Linked DNA regions of Homo sapiens: region 1 is linked to region 2. Evidence: read pairs that join two places in POLR2A ChIA-PET (ENCODE). Cell type or tissue: CD4-positive, alpha-beta T cell. All regions are shown on one strand.

Region 1 (2,500 bases), 190 kb after region 2:
CAGTGAGCCAAGATCGCACCACTGCACTCCAGCCTGGGCGACAGAGTGAGACTCCGTCTCAAAAAAATAAAAAATATAATAATAATAATGGCTGGGCACAGTGGCTCACACCTGTGATCCCAACACTTTGGGAGGCTGAGGCAGATGGATTGCTTGAGCCCAGGAGTTTGAGACCAGCCTGAACAACATGACGAAATACCATCTCTACAAAAAAAATCAAAAAAATTAGCTGGGCATGGTGGCACACACCTGTCATCTCAGCTACTTGGGAGGCTGAGGTGGGAGGACTGCCTAAGCCCAGGAAGCTGCAGTGAACCAGGATCGTACCATGGCACTTCAGCCTCGGTGACAGAGTGGTTCACACCTGTAATCCCAGAGCTTTGGGAGGCTGAAGCAGGAGGATCACTTGAGCCCAGAAGTTGAAGACCAGCCTGGGTAACATAGTGAGACTATCTCTACAAAAAAAAAAAGAAAAAATTAGCCACGTGTAGTGGCACGCACCTGTAGTCCCAGCCACTCAGGAGGCTGAGGCAGGAAGATCACTTGAGCCCAGGAGTTCAAGGCTGCAGTGAGCTGTGATTGTGCCACTGTACTCCAGCGTGCATGACTGAGTGAGACCCTGTCTCTAAATATTTAATAATAATAATTCTGGTCTCTGAAGCTACTTCTTCTAAGAAGCCTCCCAGAGCCCCAGGCTTGCTTGCTCCCACCTGGGAACCTCCGGCCCCACCCCACCCCCACCCTGCGTTGTTCCTGCCTCCACAGTCTGGGTGCACGTGCCTTGAAGCCCCATCAGTCCCTGACCTTGCCAGTAAGGCATATGGCAGATATTCAGCCAATATTTGTTCCACTGAAGCTGCGCTCAGTCCTGGGGACCCCTTCAGCCTGGCCACAGAGCAGGGCTGAGCACCCGTGGAACTCTCCAAACTCAGAGTTGGGGTCGCATGCCTCACCAAGGTCCAGGCATACCCCAGCCCACTCCCAGAGCAAACACCCCCACCCCACCCCAGGGAGCTGCAGGGTAACATGTGGCCATGACTCTCAGTCCCAGAACTGGTAGAGCGAGTTCTTCACTGGGGGAGAGGAACAAAGGCTAAAGGAGGGCCCTGGGGCTGGGGTTTGCTGGCCCTTGGGCCCTCAGCCAGGACAGCCCTCTGGCACTCCCTGGAGCGCAGGGACATGGCACCCCAGTCTGGGTGGCCTGGAGCCAGGATGGGGTAAGGAAGGACATCCCAGGAAACCCACAGAGCCATCTGGGAGTGCCTCTGGGAAGCCGCCATCCCTGACACTTTTCCCACCTCCCAGGTAGCTACTACCCCCTTCAAAGGGCAGAAACTAAGCACAAGCAGGCATGACCTCTGACCTAGTTCATCAGGCAGTGTCACCGGGGGACTAAATCCAAAATGAAGAAAGAGACTTACTAGCCCATTCTGGAAGCAGAGGAGAGATCCCAGCCATGACAGATCTCAGCCTTGAACTTTAGGAACAGGACTTTGCCTCCCTGTTTCCTCAGCTTGGGCCTCCTCTCCTGGTCCCACTGTGGCTTGGACATTCGGATTTGGTGACCACCTGCCCAGGCCAAGCTGATGCTACAGGCATTAGTCAGGGTCACTGAGGCCCCTTAGGCTTCTAATGGGAGAAACGTGGCTCAGCGCCTGCCTCAATGACCCCAGTTGGCCTCCACCCAGCCCGCCCAAGGAAGCTTCTAATATCTGATCTTTTTTTTTCTTTTTTGAGACCGAGTCTTGCTCTGTGGCCCAGGCTGGAGTGCAGTGGTGCAATCTCGGCTTACTGCAAGCTGTGCCTCCCGGGTTCACGCCATTCTCCTGCCTCAGCCCCCGGGATTACAGGCGCCTGCCACGACGCCCGGCTAATTTTTTTGTATTTTTAGTAGAGATGGGGTTTCACCATGTTAGCCGGGACGGTCTCGATCTCCTGACCTCGTGATCCACCCGCCTCAGCCTCCCAAAGTGCTGGGATTACAGGCATGAGCCACCGCACCTAGCCAATATCTGATCTTTGAAGGAAGTGTTTTTGCTGGAGGTAGGCAGGCCCCTGCTGCTAGGGCCACAGAAACTGAGCTACCCTGGTAAAAATCCAGGTATTCTTCTCCCCTTATTCTTTTTCTTTTGTTTGTTTTTGAGTCAGGGTCTTGCTCCGTTGCCCAGACTGGAGTGCAGTGGCACAATCATAGCTCACCGTAACCTTGAACTCCTGGGCTCAAGTGATCTTCCTGCCTCAGCCTCCTGAGTGGCTGGGACTACAGGCGCACCCCACCCAGCCCAGCTAATTTTTTTTATTTTTTAGAGATAGGGTCTTGCTGTGTTGCCCAGGCTGGTCTCAAACTCCTGGGCTCAAGCGATCCTCCTGCCTCCACCTCCCAAAGTGCTGGGATTACAGCCATGAGCCACCACGCCTGGCCAAAATCAGATTTTTCTTTTTTCTTTTTTTTTTTTTTTTTTGAGGCAGAGTTTCGCTCTTGTTGCCCAAGCTAGAAGCA
Region 2 (2,500 bases):
AATAAATAGTGTCCCTCTCATTTGTGGAATTATGTAACAGCTCCTAGCCTCCTGCTGTCAGTGATGAAATCTCTATGCTGTCTATTAATGTAAAAGTCACCACGGCTCCTGCTTTTTCTTACAACATCTGTAAATTTAGAGATAAGGAGATGAGTCATCCCTGTAACTAAGTTTTGTAAGGAAAACACTTGGATATGTCCCCATTTCTTGTATCTCCGGTTGTTTAAGGGGTCCTCTCACATGTCAGCATGTGCCCACAGGAAATGAGGCAGTTAGGCCTGCAAGCTTCAGTGCGCTCTGCCCGTTTTTGTTCTCCATCTCCTCTGTGTTTTATTTCGTTCAGGGTCTTTGTTGCCCAGAGGGCCAGCTCTGGGCATTGGCCATAAACAAGTGCTTGTGTTGTTTTATCCTACTGGTGAAGAGAGATGTAGGGAGGAGATGGGGTGGGATGGGGAGGGGATGATGTGACATCAAACAGGAGGTGTAGTGGTCAGTGTTCTGAGGGGAGAAGACACCTTCTTCCTAAGGGTTCCTTAACTCCCCCGTCCTGGAACAATTCTTGGTCCTCTGTAAGACCAGAAGAGTTGGTTGTCACTGAACCCAGATAAGCTGTGGAACTAACTCACTGCTGATGCTGGCTGCTCTGAGTTCCCCTGCAGGCCCCAGCTCAAGACAACGTGGGCAGAGCTCTGCCCTGGCTGCCTTGGGAAACCAAGACACGGGGCAGGTCATTCATACGTGTGCTTCAGCCCACGCGCATTTACAAGACAAAGCCTCTCCTTAGCTCTCTATTGCCCCATTCATTTTGAGTTCTTTTCCCCTTCAGGAGTTCCAAGGATGTTCGCTTTAGCTTGAATTATTCTGCCTAAAATATTTGTAACAAGCAGACGAACCTCCTAGGTGGCTCAGATGTCACACCCTCTCAAGGGTAGTGCTGAACACGGGAACGTGGTTCAGAGAGGTACATGTCCCCTTAAGGGATCTCAGGATAGGCATGTCTGTTTCCCCATTTATGAGGACCGAGAGTGACACAGAACTGAAGTGGTTGTTGTGTGATCAAAATACAGGATGCTGTAGGTCACGCCCGACAGAAGGGTCGGCCGCTGAGGGTGCCTCTGCCTGCTGGTTCCTGCTGAAGATTGTTGCGGTTGCTTTCGAAGGAGAGAGGCTTGTTTCACACCCTGAAATCCTAGTCATTGCTTCCGCATCTTTGCTGCCTTCTGTTTCCTTTGACAATTGTCAGAGGGGAAGCTGTTGAAAGATACTGGTGACATCTGCCCCATGCAGGTCATGAGTGAGGCTGCTGGGTGGAGACGAGGCATGTGGGATGCTGCACTGAGCTCTCTAGGGCATAGGAGAGCAGGCCAGCCGTCCCAGGGAGCAGTGCCTGTGCCTCCTCCAGTGCAGCCACAGAGGAAGAGGTGAGAATTGGAGATAACTCAGTTTAGAATGCATGCATTGGTCTTCATTATCAAGACTGCAGTAGAGCCTATTCCTCAGCTTTCTGCCACTGCTTCCCAGGAGTCTGGCCCACAGAACTGTCCCACGACCAGCAGAAGAGAACGTCTCCTTTCTCTTCCTTCCCCACAACCCCTCCTGACCCAACCTGTGGCTCAGCCCAGATTTGCTTCCTGCCTCTATGTCTGTTCATTGTGATTGGCCATCACTGATTACCTTTACAGAAGGTGAAGAGGACTGAATGCTCGCCAGGAGTGCCACAGTCCTGAGAAGGCAGAGAAGTCCTACGTTACCCTGCAGGATTCCCTGAGCCCCCACTAAACACACAGGGCTTGCTTTGGAACTGAAAAAATTGCAACAAAGCAAGACAACTGCAATTACCCATTTCTGCTCCCAACTGCCAATAGTTTCTCTCTTCATTCATTTCTTTGTAAAGTTCTTAAAGGTTCCTAAGTTTCTTTTGGGAGCATGCTTATTTCATTATACCTCTCTCTACAGCAGTGGTTGTCAACTAGCGGTGATCCTGCCCCCCAGAGGACAGTAGGCAGTGTCTAGAGACATTTTTGATTGTCAGGACAGTACTGGTTGGAGAGAGGTTGTTACCGGCACCTAGTGGGCAAAGGCCGGGGATGCCACTAAACATCCCACAATGCACAGGACAGGTCCCCATCATGAAAAAAGACCTGGCCCCCAAATTTCCATAGTGCCCAAGCTGAGAAACCCTGATCCACAAGAGACCTTTGACTTTTACATCCCAAGACCTTCAAGCATCCCTGAATTTACAAATGCCTCTTATACTGTTTAGTTTCCCCATAAAACTTTTGCCTAAGAACCATTACTTTCTTTTTTTTTTCTTAAGACAGGGTCTCACTGTGTCACCCAGTGAGCAATTACAGCTCACTGCAGCCTTGACTTCCTGGGCTCAGGCGATTTTCCCATCTCAGTCTTCCAAGTAGCTGGGACTACAGGCACTTGCCACCGTCCCCGGCTAATATTTTTATTTTTTTGTAGAGATAGAGTCTTGCTACATTGCCTAGGCTAG

What was found. Peaks named below come from ENCODE experiments on the same cell type or tissue, not always from the same donor. Only the 100,000 strongest peaks of a DNase experiment are listed, where the experiment ranks them.
Region 1: POLR2A ChIA-PET joins it to region 2 with 5 read pairs; 5 of 35 experiments call an interaction of 5 or more read pairs at or near these places.

What each region holds. Positions count from the first base shown.
Region 1 is chr17:74,967,479-74,969,978 of GRCh38, forward strand. All of the region lies in intron 1 of HID1 (HID1 domain containing), which reads right to left. Among named protein-coding and RNA genes, the nearest start is that of HID1-AS1, 2.0 kb to the right of the region's middle. In CD4-positive, alpha-beta T cell, no CTCF peak of the experiment used is centred here; no DNase peak of the experiment used is centred here.
Region 2 is chr17:74,779,002-74,781,501 of GRCh38, forward strand. All of the region lies in intron 2 of SLC38A12 (solute carrier family 38 member 12), which reads left to right. Among named protein-coding and RNA genes, the nearest start is that of SLC38A12, 3.8 kb to the left of the region's middle. RefSeq lists enhancers at 1,056-1,105, 1,196-1,405 and a silencer at 1,984-2,153. In CD4-positive, alpha-beta T cell, no CTCF peak of the experiment used is centred here; DNase peaks (open chromatin) are centred at 1,160 and 2,030; H3K4me3 peaks cover 912 bases; H3K27ac peaks cover 2,500 bases.